Linked DNA regions of Homo sapiens: region 1 is linked to region 2. Evidence: chromatin loops called from intact Hi-C (ENCODE). Cell type or tissue: endothelial cell of umbilical vein. All regions are shown on one strand.

The links. A loop is a pair of places that touch in the nucleus more often than their neighbours do. Peaks named below come from ENCODE experiments on the same cell type or tissue, not always from the same donor. Only the 100,000 strongest peaks of a DNase experiment are listed, where the experiment ranks them.
Region 1: a loop joins it to region 2, with 5 times the contacts of the local background. A loop is called at or near these places in 3 of 110 quality-filtered maps.

Annotation. Positions count from the first base shown.
Region 1 is chr4:157,072,276-157,080,275 of GRCh38, forward strand. GLRB (glycine receptor beta) reads left to right here and starts at 3,875. Exons shown (of 10, transcript NM_000824.5): 1 at 3,875-4,022; 2 at 5,721-5,871. The coding sequence starts at 5,750. RefSeq lists a silencer at 982-1,276. In endothelial cell of umbilical vein, no CTCF peak of the experiment used is centred here; a DNase peak (open chromatin) is centred at 4,046; H3K4me3 peaks cover 1,137 bases.
Region 2 is chr4:157,123,811-157,131,810 of GRCh38, forward strand. The region is part of intron 4 of GLRB (glycine receptor beta); the gene reads left to right. Among named protein-coding and RNA genes, the nearest start is that of GLRB, 52 kb to the left of the region's middle. In endothelial cell of umbilical vein, a CTCF peak has its summit at 4,812; a DNase peak (open chromatin) is centred at 4,761.

The DNA.
Region 1 (8,000 bases), 52 kb before region 2:
CACACACAAAAAATGATTTGGTGAGAATACTCTCTCTGTATCCAAAGTTTGATTTCTTAGTATAACAGAAGATATTTAGGGCTGTATTTAGGTTTTATTATCAAGTCAAATAAAATAAATATATTATAGGCCAGGTGAAGATGGATGCATAGAAAATAGAGTCCTTAGCTACCCAGGAGTCTGAGGTAGGAAGTTTGCTTGAGCATGAGAGGAGGAGGTTGCAGTGAATCAAGATCATGCCACTGTACTCCAACCGGGGCGACAGAGCCAGACCCTGTTTCAAAAAGAAAAAAAAAAAGAAAAAAGAAAGAAAAGAAGGTTAGAAGGTTTTTAGTGTTTAGATGTAGGCCTACAAAATGTTCTCAGTGTAGACGTACAAGAAAGAAATGGATAACAGGGTCCCAGTAAGCAAAAAATGCATGTACCCACAAAAATTAAAAATAATTAAAAAAAAAACAGCCACAACAAAATTCTATCATTCCATTAAGCAAATAAAAACAAGCAAAAATAGGGGAGGTTAATTCTTTGTGACTTTTCTTCTCTGCAGCAGATTTTTAACGTCAATTAACCTGTTTATTTCTTGGTACAATCCTGCAAATTATGCATTGTCATTTTCATTTTACTAATAAAGAAACATGAAATTTGAAGAAATTAATAAATGAGGCCAAGATTTACACATTCATTCAACACTATTCTAGGTGTGTGGGCAACATCAATGGACAAAAATAGATACAAATCTCTGCCTTCATGAAGCCTACATTTTAGCAAGGAAACAGAGGCCACAAACTGTAAGTATATTGTATGATGAGTTGGGAGGTAATAAGTACTATGAAAACAAAAAGAAAAGCAGGCAAAGGGGGATTGGAAATCTTTGGATGGGAGATGGTTTGCACTTTTAAATAACATTGGATAAATCTCTGTGAGACGGTGACATCTGGGTTGATGTTGAAGATATGAGGGAGTCAGTCATGTGGTGGTCTGGGGGGAAAGCATTTTAGACAGAGGAGCCAATAACCTAAGATGGGACCATACCTGGCTTTGGCATGTTGGAGAAGCAGCAAGATCAGCAGGGCTGAAAGAGAGCGAGCCATTAGGAGAGAAGAAGTCAGAGTTAGGGGGAGGAGATGCATAACAATTGAAGGTTTGTAGACCATTGTAAACACTGGTTTATAAAATGGGGACTAACTGCTGGGTGTTGAGTTGAGGAATGACACAATATGACCTATGACATGTTTTAAAGGGATCACTCTGGCTACTGTTTTGAGATTACTCAAGGGTAGGAGAGGACAATGATAGAGGCAGGGTGAGTAGCTAAAGTGCTATTATAGTAATCTAACGTAGAGATGAAAGTCACTGAGTCTAGGTTGGCTGCAGTAAAAATCATAAGAAGTAGCTGAATTCCTGTTGTCATTTGAGAGTAAACAGGATTTCCTCAGAGATTTGGTTGTGAGGTGTGAGAAAAAGAGCGGAATCAAGAACAACTTCATGATTTTTAGCCTGACCAACCCTAAGGATGAGGTTGCCGTGAACTGAGAAGGAGAAGGCTGAATGTGGGGCAGATTTTAGGGAGAACCATAGCTCAGTTTGGGACACACTGAGTTTGACATGTTTATTAAATACGCAAGTTGAAATGTTGAAAAGGCAGTTAGATAGATGAGTCTGGAGTTCTGGAGAGATGTCTAGTCAGGAGAAGTACATATGGGAGCTATCAACATGGTGTTTAAAACCTTGTGACCAGATGAAATTACTAAAGGAGTGAATATTGATAGAAATAAATAGAGAAAAGTAGATCAACACTTGACAGAATTGGGGAAAATAGGTTATTTCATGACATTATTTAGAAGCATCCCTTTTCACACTATGATATAAAAGTTATAGAAATATAGGTAAGCAGATCACTTTCATAGAAAAAAATTTTCAGAATTCTGAACTTGACCATTTTACAGGCTAGAAGAAGTGCTTTTAGGGCATCAACTATATTTCTTAACCTTTGGGCCAAAACCCTACAAACCCATCCAACCTGCTGGACTTGCTTTTCTTCTGAATAACCTAATTCTCCAATATAACATCCATGGATGGCACAGAAACAATACTAGGGAAGGTGAGCAAGTCTGTTGTAGGTATTTTCAGCATAGTTCTTCCAAATGTGGACATTAGAGTTTGTAAATAAAAGATGTTCATTTTATTACAGGAATCGGAATTCCTATTATTCTAAACTCTTAATAATTTCTTGATTAATTGAAAACTAAGTGTAAGGTTTTCGCCAACTTCTAAACTCCCCTGGCTGCATGAAAACTAATTCCTTTATCATTCTTCATATGACCTATTCACCAAAAGTTATATCTTATGAAACGTATATTATCAATATAGTTCTCTCTAATAAAGCATTAAAATCCAAAGTTATATCCTGATCCACTTTGGCGGGGGGGTCTTCAAACAGTACAGCTCTTTGAATAATGATCATTTTGTAATGTAAATAAGGTAATGATCACTTATTAATGATCACTACTCTTAGGCAGCAGAATATCTCATGAAGCTTATGGAACACGGTTATATGCAGGAAATATTCCTTCCCTCCATATGCTGCGGGTGGAAAAATTTATTAGTGGATACATCTGTGGGTCCACAATACAATGCTAAGTGATGCTCACTTGAGACAATGCTTTTTTAATAAAAAAAATCCATCAGGACCTGGTGCAGTGGGGTGGGGTGGCTCAAGCCTGTAAGCCCCCCAGCTTGGGAGGCTAAGGCAGGCGGATGGCTTCAGGCCAGAGTTGGAGACCATCCTGGACAACAAAGCCAGAGATGCTGTCTCTTAAAAAATAATAATAATAATTAGTGGAGCGCAATGGCCTGTCTGTTGTTCCAGCTACTCTACTAGGGAGACCGAGACAAGAGGATCTCTTGATTGCCCAGAAGTTCAAGACTGCGGTGAGCGATGACTGTGCCTCTGCACTCCAGCCTGGGCAACAAAGTGAGCTCCTGTTGCTTAAAAAATAACAATTAAAAAAAATCAATCAGGCATACATTCAAGAGGTAATAGGATAGCCTTATCTGTTATCTAAGGGCTGCATATCCAAGTAAGGGCTACTTCTTCACAAGGATGAGGACAACAGTATTTTGCTCTTATAAGGCAGAGACCCTGTCTGGTTCAGATATGCAAAAATCACTAATTTTGAATCTCTGGTAAATTTCTTTCAAGATCTGTAACTCTAAGTAAATCTCTTAATATAACTGAGTTTCAGATTCTTCATCTACAGAAGGGGATGACAAAACTTGCCCAGGAATGTGGTGAGGGCCACATGAGATAAGGCGAGTGAAAGGTGTTTTGCAACTGTCAAGTTCTGTACACATGTTAATTATGTAACAGATGTTAAACATAGTATTACCTGTATGACTATATTGTCAGTAATTTTGACCAATTTAAGCTTGCTCAGAAAGTTCAGGCTTTTAGAAATTGGAAGACCCGGAGATTAAGCTGGATGTCTGGGTTCCAGGCAAATGGTGAAATGACAGAAAATGTGTTTTGTTCGCTTTGACCCAAGAAGGTCATTTGTTGCTCTGTTGTTTGTTGCTAGTGGTCAAAAGCTGACCCCAAGCAATCCCAGCTCCTTGAAAGGTTTTTTCTTTTTGTACCGACACTATCATTCCCGCCCTTCGTCCCCAACTCCTTTAGTCCCCTAAGGAGTGAGGGGGGTACACATTTCTGCTCGGTAACCCCTCCAATGCCTGAAGGGGACGATGCCGTGACGTTGCTCTGTCGGGACACCTCTTCCCTCCCCCGCCCGCGGTCGCCAGGTTCCCCCGCGGCCCGCGCTGTCCCCGCTGCGGCCCCGACCGCGGCGCGCCACGGCGCAGGCTCCGCGGCCCGAGCAGGCGCGTCAGCCGAGCTCGGCGGTGGCGCGGGCGGCTGGGACGCAGCTGCCCCCGCTCGGCGCCCGCTGCACCCTTAGCAGCCACTGCCACCTGGGCCCGGAGCCTCCACGATCTCGCCCGGCGATTGTGGGCAGGGGCGCCTCCGGGTAAGTGCCAGGAGCTCCACTTAGGAGGAGGGGACGCGGGTTGGGGCGGCGACGGTGGTCTGAGGACGGGAATAGACGCCTTTGCGGAAACAGCGGGTCAAGCCCGGGGCGGCGGAGCGCGAGGAGCACTGCGGCGTGCCCGGGAGGACGCGCGCTGCCCTGCGCGGGAGAGGGGCGCGGGGCGCCTGGCAGCGGCAGCCGGGTCCCCGCTGCGGTGGCGCCCGCGGAGACGCTCCGGGTGGAGAGATGCAGAGGGCCGGGGTAATTAGGAAACGCAAGGTTGGCCAGGAGGGCTCCTTGCGTTGTTTTGTTTATGAGGATCCTCCAGTCAATGCAGCTGTCCCCCTTGAAAGATTGGGGGTGAGGACAGAGCAGAGTGGTGAATTTCTCTGTTTTTCGAAGCGTTAGGGGGGCTCGGCCCTCCTTTTTGCGGGGGCAAGGATGTGAAAGTGGGAGAAGTACCTGCTGCTGTGGGCAAGGTGTCTGGAAGCAGGTGCCGCTGTCGGATGGGGGAAGGGAGCGTCCAATGTTGTGAAGTTGCCAGAGGAGAACCTTGTGTTGTTGCTGTTGGTCTGATGAGCCCCCTCTGTTGTCTTCAATTTAAAGTACCCAGGGAGAAGCCCCTCTGGCTTGCCTGGAGTGTGTGTAAAAGATAAATATGGGGGGAAGAATCCTGGGGGGGGGGGGGGAAGATGAAAAACATGACATAAGGAGAAGCAAATTTCTGAGGGTGAGATGGGAATTAAGTTAGCGTTGAAGAATATGACAGGTCTTTTACTCTGCGGAAAACAATGAAAGAGAAACAATTTATGGTTTGGAAATGAAGGTTGCAGAAGAGTTTGAACTTCTCTAGTGTAGGTAGAGGCTTAATTATTTTTTATTTATCAGAATCTCTGGCAAGAATATGGTTCTGATTTGAGCATGAAAATGTTATTAAAATATGGCTAGGACGATAATTTGAAAAAAATGTAACAACACTTGTTTTATTTCTTGTTGTAGAATTTCTGAAGTAATCTTTTTGATGACAAATGTTAGTAGCAAATAAGTAAGAAAGCTTTAAAGCTAACTTAAGAGGCACCTTTTTGGGGCAAAAAGGTAGCTTGCCAATGTAATGTGTTTAAATAAAAAAAGCAATGAATTTTGAATGTGGAACTCTTTGATATTAACTTTTTCTTTTATCTGTCTTTTTTAATACTTAGAATTTCTTTTTCTTTAAAATACATTATTTTTGAAAAAATATACATAAGAACTTCAAACAATATAAAAATTTAAAAAGAAAAAGATACTTCCAAAGTACTAGCCGAAGATAATCATTTTAACGCTGTGTTAAACCATGCTTCCAGATATCTTTCTGAACATATTTTTGATATACTGTGCAATTCAATATCAATTTATAATTTTGTGTAGCTATAGAATCAGAAATTTTATACAGTAACCTATTATATCTCGTTGGCGGTCTTGTTTTCTATGTGCCATTATTTAAACTGACTTTTACTGCTATATAAAAAAGACTTTACAACTACTATATAAAAAATACTAAATATGTTGTGAAGTATTACCACATAGGACTGAGCAATGAGGATTTGATGTACAAATGTACTTGCCCTTTGGGTAGTAATGCTTATACTCTTTAAAGGGACAGTCATATAGTTATCATTTTCTTCATAAATGTAAACATTTTCTTGTTCTCTCTTGTAGATCGATCTTCTGAAATTCAAGTTTTCAAGATGAAGTTTTTATTGACAACTGCCTTTTTAATTTTAATTTCCTTGTGGGTGGAAGAAGCCTATTCTAAGGAAAAGTCTTCAAAGAAAGGGAAGGGGAAAAAGAAGCAGTATCTATGCCCATCGTATGTTCTTCATGTCTTATATTCTTATATGGAGAAATGTTATTGCGTGTTTTATAAAAGTAAGGTGGTTTATGAAGACACACATCAACAAAACTTTTCATATCGGAATGTATATCCATCTGTTACAGAGACAGAAAATGATAGGGTGAGGAGAGGTTTAGAATGTAAGAATTAATTCCCAATGTTCAAGGTGGTTTTATAGTTTTCTTTTTTTAAATCATGCCATGGGTTTATATAATTTTTATACACTGTTTACAAAAGTAGAAAAAGTCACTATTTTTTTCTTATGCTAAATGTGCTGTGCAACTTTAATTGGATACTGATATACTGTGTTTTGAGCAAATACCAGTTCAAAAAGTTTTTTTTTAAAAAAACCCTAAAATATTTAATAATATTTTATTTAAAAGTCAGATAGGTAACTGTGATCTTAAGGTCAGTTCATATGTATGCATGGCAAAAGGAAATTCATATGATAGATCAATTTTCTAATTTAGTAATTGTAAATAGGTTATATTAGGAGATTAGGATATTTTGTAGAAAGCAGGTCATTAAATTTGAAATTACTTGAAAACACAAATTCTAAATCCAACACATCCCCCACAAAAGACAAAGTTTTGTGGTGTGGAGTCTTGTTTATTTTTTTTAGATGAAGTCTCTTTCTGTCACCCAGGCTGGAGTGCAGTGGCACAATTATCTACTCACTGCAACCTCTACCTCCCGGGTTCAAGCAATTCTCCTGCCTCAGCCTCCCAAGTAGCTGGGATTACAGGTGCCCACCACCACGCCCAGCTAATTTTTGTATTTTTTAGTAGAGACAGGATTTCACCATGTTGACCTGTCTGGTCTCCAACTCCTGACCCTGGGTGATCTGCTCGCCTTGGCATCCCAAAGTGCTGGGATTACAGGCGTGGTTCACCGCACCTGGCCAAGTCTTTTTTTTAATAGGAAAGATTAACATTACTGGTCAATGAAAGTAAAATAGAGCAATTGTACAGTATATAAGTAAACAACTTTCTCAAAATATAACGTGCTTTTAGGTAATAATGCAATATATGCAGTGATTTGGAATAAAAGTTAATTTTCTATTACAGGTCATCTTCAATTAATATTTCTCAAATGTAATATTGATCATAGATAACATTTTATTCCAGCATCATTATTATTTAAATAGAGATTATTATGGTTTTACAGATGTTCCATAAGAGATGAGGTACATTTTGGGAAGTATATTTTGTAAAGAAAGGACACTAGAATTGGTATTTTGTAATAGGTGTTTGTATGAATTTGTGAGAGTAAAATTCTGGAGAGAGTATCATGATCCACGTAATGTCTAGCATTAAATTCAGCTCCATGTGAAGGGATATTTCCTGATTTTCACCCTTAATAGTCCTGCTTATTCTAGTGCTGCAGCATATTCTGATGTCAGGGCCAAATTTCTGGGTATATGACACAATGGCCCTGAATTATGTTTGTGTGTCCCTCCTTGGCCATCTGCCCAGCTGGATATCAGCTGGGAACAATGGAGGCAGGTTCAGGAATAACCACAATCTACAACCATCTCAACTCTTCACTGTTACTGTTTTTGTGCCACAAGCTGGAGATTAGCATTTTAGGGAACTGGACATTGTCAGGCCTTAGTATTCCTAAGCGAAAGGACACTTCTTTGTGTTTTAGATATTCTTTCTATTACCTTTTCTTTGATGAATGTTGGGACATTAACACAAACTGTTGTCTATGTCATATAGTCACCGTAATTCTATGTATGGAATCAAGCCATCTTGGGTTTCTGTATCTGAGCAAGCTGATAAGGCTCCTGTTCTCCCAGTACACCCACCCCCCATCCTACATCAAATGTCATAATCAAATTATTCTGAAGATGGCAACAGCAAATCTTATAACTACCATATATATTACGAGAGTATTTTAGAGGACATTCTCTTTTCACAACTACATTATTAAATAGCCTTATGTGTAGACTGTATATACTTACGGTGTGTATAGTTATTTAAGACAGATTTTCAAAGTTAAATTTAGTAGATAAAGAGTATAACAATAAGAGTTCTCTTCTGATGAATATGACATCTTCAAGTGGAAGACCCAACATATACCTGTTAAGCCCACATCTCAAT
Region 2 (8,000 bases):
ACACTAATACAGAAACACAGCTATGAAGATATTGCGTCTTATAGGAAACATCCCCACTCTTTATCTTGCATGCCCCTGTGATCAGATCCAAGAGAGTTTTAGGTCAGCTAATGCAAGGATCTTTTTTTCTTCTTTGCATATGTCATAGCTCAGTAGGTATCATTAATGTATCTATTTTGTAATAAATACTGAATTCCTTCCAACTATCAGGAAGGAATTCTGGTAGGTCTCATCAGTAGTTACTAGACTGTATTGAGTTGAAAATACCAGGGAGCATGTAATATTTAAATAAATTCTTACAGAGTTTTGATGATTATGATAAAATATTTCATCATTTCTAATATCCTCTCACTCATCTGCACAGACCCATCCCAGTAGTTAGCCAAGAATAACTTATCCTCGGTACCAGATTCAATAAATTCTCACCATGGAGTCTTTACCCTTGCTTTTTATTCTTGATCTTCTTCTCTTCTAAACAGAAATTTTCATGGCTATTCTCACTCACTTTGTGCACTCTTTTCAATCTAGGTTTTTCATCTCTATTATTTGTCTGTTACTTTAATAGCTTCTATACTGTAATTAAATTATTTTTGTGTGTATTCCTTTTATTCTCTAATGGACTATAAACTCATAAAATTAGCAATAATGTATTCTACTTACTCATTTTTCCATAAAATACAGAAGACATTAGGCACTCAATGGTGAACACATAAATAAATATTTTTATATTAGCCAATAGTGAGTGAATAAATGAACAAATAAAATTGCTATTTGCTTAGTTAAGTAAAATGGTTGGTGGAACAAATTTAAACAGTAGATTAATGTTGAGCATTTAGATGGCTTAATAACAGACTGAATAATGTCGTTACTACAGAGTGTAATTTTGAAAACTTTGAAAACCTTTATCTAAAGGAGTCAAATTATTTATATTCATTATTTCTTTGATCATATAGCCTGGATGAAAACCAATCTGCCCTTCACTTTATATTGACCGACATGCCTAAATGTTTAAGATCAGAACTACACTCATTAAATAGATGTAAATATTCCATTTTATCATAATTATTCTTTTTTGCTTCCAGCAATATTTATTTTATATACCTTTATAAAGTAGAATTGTACACATATATCATTTTACAGTCATATTTCATATATTTGCTCAGTCTTCTCAAGGCAAATGCTGTAATACCTTGTTGTTTAATAGTTAGGAAAGCATAAGTCATTATAGATACATAAATGACATTAAAATATCTTTCAAAAGAAAAAATTCATCTAGACAACACTTCATTTCTTCATAATTTGTTATAAACAATGGTCAGAAAATAATAGTGATAACACAGAAGTGTAACCCAAAAGGGTATACATGTCTGGACAGGAGTTATGTTATGAGAGGATACTTCTTCAAAACAAACAAAAATAATAAAAATAAACAAAAAAAGTTCCCCAAAACAAGAGTTTGAGAAAGCAGAGAGTATTAGATTTGTCTATATATAAGATGCACATTCATGGCAATATAATGGTGGGCTGTGTGTGAGTTGTGTCATCCAACAGGCTTGTGTTTGAGTCTGTTGTGTCCTTGCTGTGTTACTAAAGGGAGGGAATAAGTTACAAAATTAAAACAACGGTATTTTGACTGGCATAGCAACCACTATGCCAGTGATGATGACTTTTTGGTTGTCATACATTAGCAAATTAATTTAAAATTTCACAGTAGTATATTATCCTAAAAACTGAATTATTTCTAATTGTATTAGCAGTCCTACTGTATATGTGTGGCTTTGTCTATTACTAGCCTCCTAGAAATCTCCCCTACAAGGATGTACAAAAATAAAGGAATTCCTGGCCAGGCACAGTGGCTCATGTCTGTAATCCTAGCAACTTGGGAAGCTGAGGCAGGTGGATCACTTGAGGTCAGGAGTATAAGACCAGCCTGGCCGACACTGTGAACCCCGTCTGTACTAAAAATACAAAATAAATAAATAAATAAATTAGCTGGGCATGGTGGTGCACACCAGTAATCCCAGCTACTTGGGAGGCTGAGGCTGGAGAATCACTTGAATCCAGGAGGTGGAGGTTGCAGTGAGCTGAGATCATGCCAAAGGAAGTCTTAACATTTAAAAAGCTTCAGTATTGCTCTGTGCTTTCCTCTGAAATTCAAACCATTCTACTTCAGCAGATAGTGCTTATTAAAGAAAGCACAATGCAGAACACAGAGCCTGGGAGTAGATATAACATGAATAGCCACGAGTCAGGTGTCAGAAAGATGGAGGGCAACTTTTAAAGGAAGAGGGGCAGCCCATTTCATCAGTGGATAATGTTGATTATCAAACAAGGAAGCAAGCAAAGTTATTGGCATTAATGTTATTGTCAGGAAATTTTAACCAATTCTATTTGGAAAAAATTTGTTTTTGCTTTTTTTCTCTAAATTTAGATGCTAAATGTTGCTGGCTAAACTAGAAGTCACCTCACATTATTCATAAACCATAATTGTATAGTGGAGGAAAAATTACAGCCTTATTAATATTCCTTAAGGTCTTCCATATCTCTGTGGTTATACGCTGCTTCAGCCTGTTTTATGGCCTCATTGTGAAGCTTTATAGTTCCTATTTCTCATGTCTGTGTGCTCATTTGTATTTTGCTACCTTACATTTTTGTAAGGTATCATTATCAATACTATAAGTGGTATTTACCAACATTAACAGTAGCATCACCAAAATTGTCAAATAAATGTTATCATCCCAATTTGAAGTTGCTGGAACAGTCAGTTCTAGTTCTACCAGTTTATGTGCTACTGCTTGTGACAACTGAAATAAGAGTATTCAAAACAGTGAGAAGAATGATTTGTTAGGGGCTAGGTGACATCTGTTCTACAGTTATGCTTACAATATTTGTTGAGTTTCCATTCAGTTCCTAACTTTGGCTTTAATCAGCAGGATTTTCATAATTGAAAATGTGACCTATCGAACTTATGTAGGGAAAACTGGGTATTATCGTGTATTGTCATAATCTATACACTGGCACTTTGACTTATCAGAAATACATAAGAGCTCTTTCATGGAAATAAAAGCCTGTTTATACAATCTATTTTCTTTCTTTAGTTTAGGCATCCTTTGTAATTATATTGAATTATTATTGCACTATAATTCATGATCCTGTCAGACTTTCTATGCCTTTTTGTTCCATGACTTTTTGTTTATTTTAATAATAGATTGCAACTCCTTTTGGGAAACACAGCTGTGACTGTCAAGAAAAAAATTCATATTTGGGATCCACTAAAAATGCTTGATTCTAGTTCTTGGTAATTGCTCATCTTTGTTGTTTTAAAACAATTTTATTTTATATATTTTTATATTTAGATTTAAAATGCTTTCCTTAAAACTTGCCTCAGTTTACTATTTATATTTTGTTTTTGTTGTTAATTTTAAAGCATGTACTATAGAATAATAGAATTTACTGTAGAATAATATTAGACATATTTGTCCCATTTTTTATTTCACATATCTTAGTAGATTTTACATCTTAGATGTAAAATCATAAACATTAAACTGATTTCATATTTATTTTTCTCATGTTATTCATCTTCAGGGTTTGCACTCTGTTGTTGGCTGAATAATGGCCCCCTAAAGATGTTCATGTCATAATCACCAGTAATCACAATTCTTATATGAAATTTCTAATCTCACTAGAGGCTAAATTTTATATCCTTTTCAAACCTGTGGATATGCTGTTTTATATGTTAAAAAGGACATTTCAGATGTGATTAAATTAAATATTTGGAGATCGGGGGAGAGTATCCCAGTTTCTTCAAGTGAACCAGTGTAATTGATAGCGTTCTTGTAAGACAGAGACAGCAAGATCAGGGTCAGTGGTAGTAGCTGTGATGCAGGAAGCATGAAGCAGTTGTCATGCAAGGAAGGGACCATGACTTAAGGAATGCAGGTGACCTCTAGGAGCTGAAGAAGCCAAAGGAAAGAGGTTCATTCCTCAGAGGCTTCAAAGGAACCAGCCCCTCAGACAGAACAATTGACTTCAGCTCAGTGAACATGATTTTGGTCTTCTAAGCTACAGAACTGTAAGATACTAAATGTGTGGTGCTTGAAGCCACTATTTTTGGTAATTTTGTTACAGTGGCAATTGGAAACTAGTACATATGCTGATGAGCATTTGTTAGTAATTTTTTTCCTTCTGAATTCTGCTGGAGGTTTATCTGATTGCATATAACTTCCTCCCAAGTCCAGCTGAAGGATTATCTGATTATAACATAACTTTTTCCATATATGAAAATGCCAGACTAATCAGTTGTATTTTATTGAGTAATTACTTAAACCTCTCACTCATTAAGGTTAATTCTATTAAGGATGTAATTTTTAAATATCTATATATATGTTTTTAGTAGTTAAAATATACTTTATTCCTTTGTGTCAAAGTTACCTTTTTTTAGTGTACGTACATGAAACTCAACAATTTGTTATGGATACTTTCCTCATTACCTTTTTTCTTCAAGTTACATTATTTGGAAGCATTGGTGATTAAATTTCACAAGTAAGAGTACTGTATTAGGCATTGTGGAAGGATGAAAAATGTCCAAGTTTTGTTTTCTCTTTCTAGTAATTTGATTATTGTTATTAGTGGATATGAAAAAAATTAATGGTGTGAATAATACTACACAACTTCCTGAACTGAACTGTCAACATGATACAGAAGGCATTTCCTCATTCCTGTATTTAATAGAAGTGTATTGGATGCTTTTTATACTCAGCCTCAGCAGGTCTCTATTCTTTATGGGGTTTCCAGCCTAGTGTGGCACCATAGCACCACCTAGCAGGCTCTCCTAATAGAAATGGACTATGAACATAGATCTAGAAAAATTAATTATCCATAAGGTTTTATTGAAGAATCTTTAATTATAAACCTTGAAAAATGATATATTGAGAAAAATCACTACTATATAACCTAAGAGTTTTTACAGGCATTTGGGTAACTTGCAATTCTTATATGGAATTTTAACCTGACTTGAGGCTAAATTTTAAATCCTTTTCAAACCAGGCTTTTAATAGCCCTATTGACAGAACTTTAATTATAATGCTGCCAGATGCTATAAGAGCTGATCTCTTTTATTTATTTGAATGCTAATTTTTGCCATAATGCAAAGAAAACAAATGAATTAAAGATTATATATGTGAGCTATTCTAACAACATTACAAAATATAAACAGTTCTTAATATTAAAATATCATTTATGAAACTTAACCGATTATAGTGTCTTGTTGTGAAATGTTTTATTGCCTTGAAGAAATGGTTTAATTTGGGTGTTAATTGGTTCTAAAAGTTTTTGGAGACCATCCATTTTTTCAGATAATGATTAATAGTGTGTTATTTGGAATGAACAATGAATAGTATTTGTCACCAGTGCTTTAAAAGCAATTAAGTAATTTCCCACTCATAAAAGAGGTCTGTTTCTGATGGGAATTTGTTTCTTGCAAGATAAATGATAGAGCTATAATTACTGTGATTGAATAATTGAAAATGAAAATAAATAGGTTTCAAAGATGGTTATCTTAATATAAAGCATTTGAAATGCCAATAACTAGTAATTATTTGAAAATACTCATAAAACACTAACCAAAACATGTAACTAATGAGCTTTTATCTTTTCATGAATGTTCAACACAAACTATTAACTTAAATTGTAAAAATTTGAAATATTCTTAAAAGATACATAAGCTTGCTGGAACTTGCGTGGAATCATAGTATTATATGGCCTCATAACTAATAGAAAAGAATCTTTGAAGCACTTTCATAATGAAATAAGACATAATAATCAGGATGATACACTGAATGAACCAGTGAAGTAGGCAATTTCCAGTTTTGGTGATGCTCATTGGAATATGACTCTGATGGAATTCTATTTAAACAAAATAATTGGGGTAGAGACCCATTTGAGCTTTTTTTTTGTGGTGTATTGAGGTGACAATGGTGCAGCTTAAAGCAAGAAGAGTTTAGGAGATGCTAAAAAATGTGTGTTAGCACTGTGTTGAGATTTGAGATCTAGAGGTGAATGACTGTTCAAAATAATTGTAGGTAGATCATCTCAGTATAGAGAAACCCAAACATGTTACACTATATGCAGAATTTTTTGAAGCAAAAAAGCATATTAAGCACTCTACAAGCATTAAAAAGGAATAACAACAACATGAAGGATATTTCCTAATAAAATGAAAAAGTTTTTTAGCACCTAATATCTCCAGGTGCAGTTCATGTACTTTGCATATAACATCTCACTGAATTCTTCCTAAAACTCTATGTTGTGAGTGTATGATTATTATCCCTATCTTATATGGAAGGGAACTTTGTCTTCCATTCACTCCTTAATCCCCTGCAATTTTGTTTTTGATACACCACTGTATCGAAAATGTTTTTGCTGTAATCTTCAGTGGCTTCCTCATTTGCTGAAAGTAGTCAGTGTTTTTGTTTGTTTGTTTGTTTTTGTACTTGACCTTCTGTGGCACTTACTGCTGTTGACCATCACAAAGCTTTTGTTCTTTTGGTTTAGTGAAATCACATTCTTAGGATTTTTTTCTTTTTCAGTCTTCTAGCCAGCCCTTTAAGTGCTTACCCTCCCAGGTATTTTTGTGTTTCTTGTTTTTGTTTTTGTTCTGTATTCCTGCTCTAAGTAATAATTTTGAACAAACCTATTCTTAGTCTTGATATTTTTTTGGTAATGTTTTGAAGGTTCATGCATGCTGTAACATGTGTCAGAATTTCATTCCTTTTTTATGGCCAAATAATATTCCATTGTGTGTGAATGTACCTACCAAATTTTGGTTATTTGTTTATCTGTTAATGGACATGGGTTATTTTCAGCTTTTGGCTGCTGTAAATAATGTTGCTATGAACATGGGTGTACAAGTGTATCTGTTGGAGTGTCTGCTTTCAATTTTTGGGGGTATATACCTAGGATTGGAATTGCTGAATCATATAGAAATTCTGTGTTTAGCCCTTTGAGGAAAATATATAATTTTTAAAAGTTTAAGACAGACTTATAGTGAAGACATATCAATGATTTATTTGATGCACTAATAAGGGAACCAACAGCATAGTGAAGCTGATCCAAGGAAGAATTCAAGAGACTGCAGTGAAAGAAATAATGCTGAAATTAGATTGTTAAATTTAATACAAAACTTGTTAATGTTATACAGAGACGTATAGGCATAGTCTTGAAGAATTTTTTTTCTACAAGACAGAAATCATTAGTAACATCAATTTTTAAAAGTTATCTAATTTTACAGTCATAACCCTAATCAATAGAAAGTAGCAATTGAAAGTTACATTGTCCTGGAGAATCACAGGCACTAAGGTGGGCTTGTTAGACATTGTTTTAGTGTGATATTGAAAGAACAAACAATATTTTTGCCTTATCTTAAAACTTGGGATGTTTTTTCTTAACCTTGTATTTCTTGACTTTGATTTTGTTTATGGTATTTTTTGCATTCACTTTTTAAGAGTAGACTCGATGTAGACATTATTGTAGCTTTATTCATAATTGACAAAAATGTCACTTAGTAAATGAATGGATAAACACACCAAATTGATACATTTGTTATCAAACATAATTAGACGTTATCCTCCAAAGTTTATCTTTTATATTAGGTTTCATTCCTAGTTTAGAACATTCTATGGGTTTTGTCAAATGTATAATGATATATATTCACCATTATAGTATCATACAGAAGGGTTTCACTGCCCTAAAAATCATCTGTGCTTTGCCTCTTTATCCCTTTCTCCTCTCTAAATTCTGGAACCACTGATCTTTTTACTGTCTCCATAGTTTTGCCTTTTCCAGAATGTCAGATAATTGGAATCGTACATTATGCAGCCTTTTCAGATTAGCTTCTTTCACTTAATGATATGCATTTAATGTTTCACCATATCTTCTCATGGCTTGATTGTTCAGTTCTTTTTAACACTGAATAATATTCCATTGTCTGAATGTACCACAGT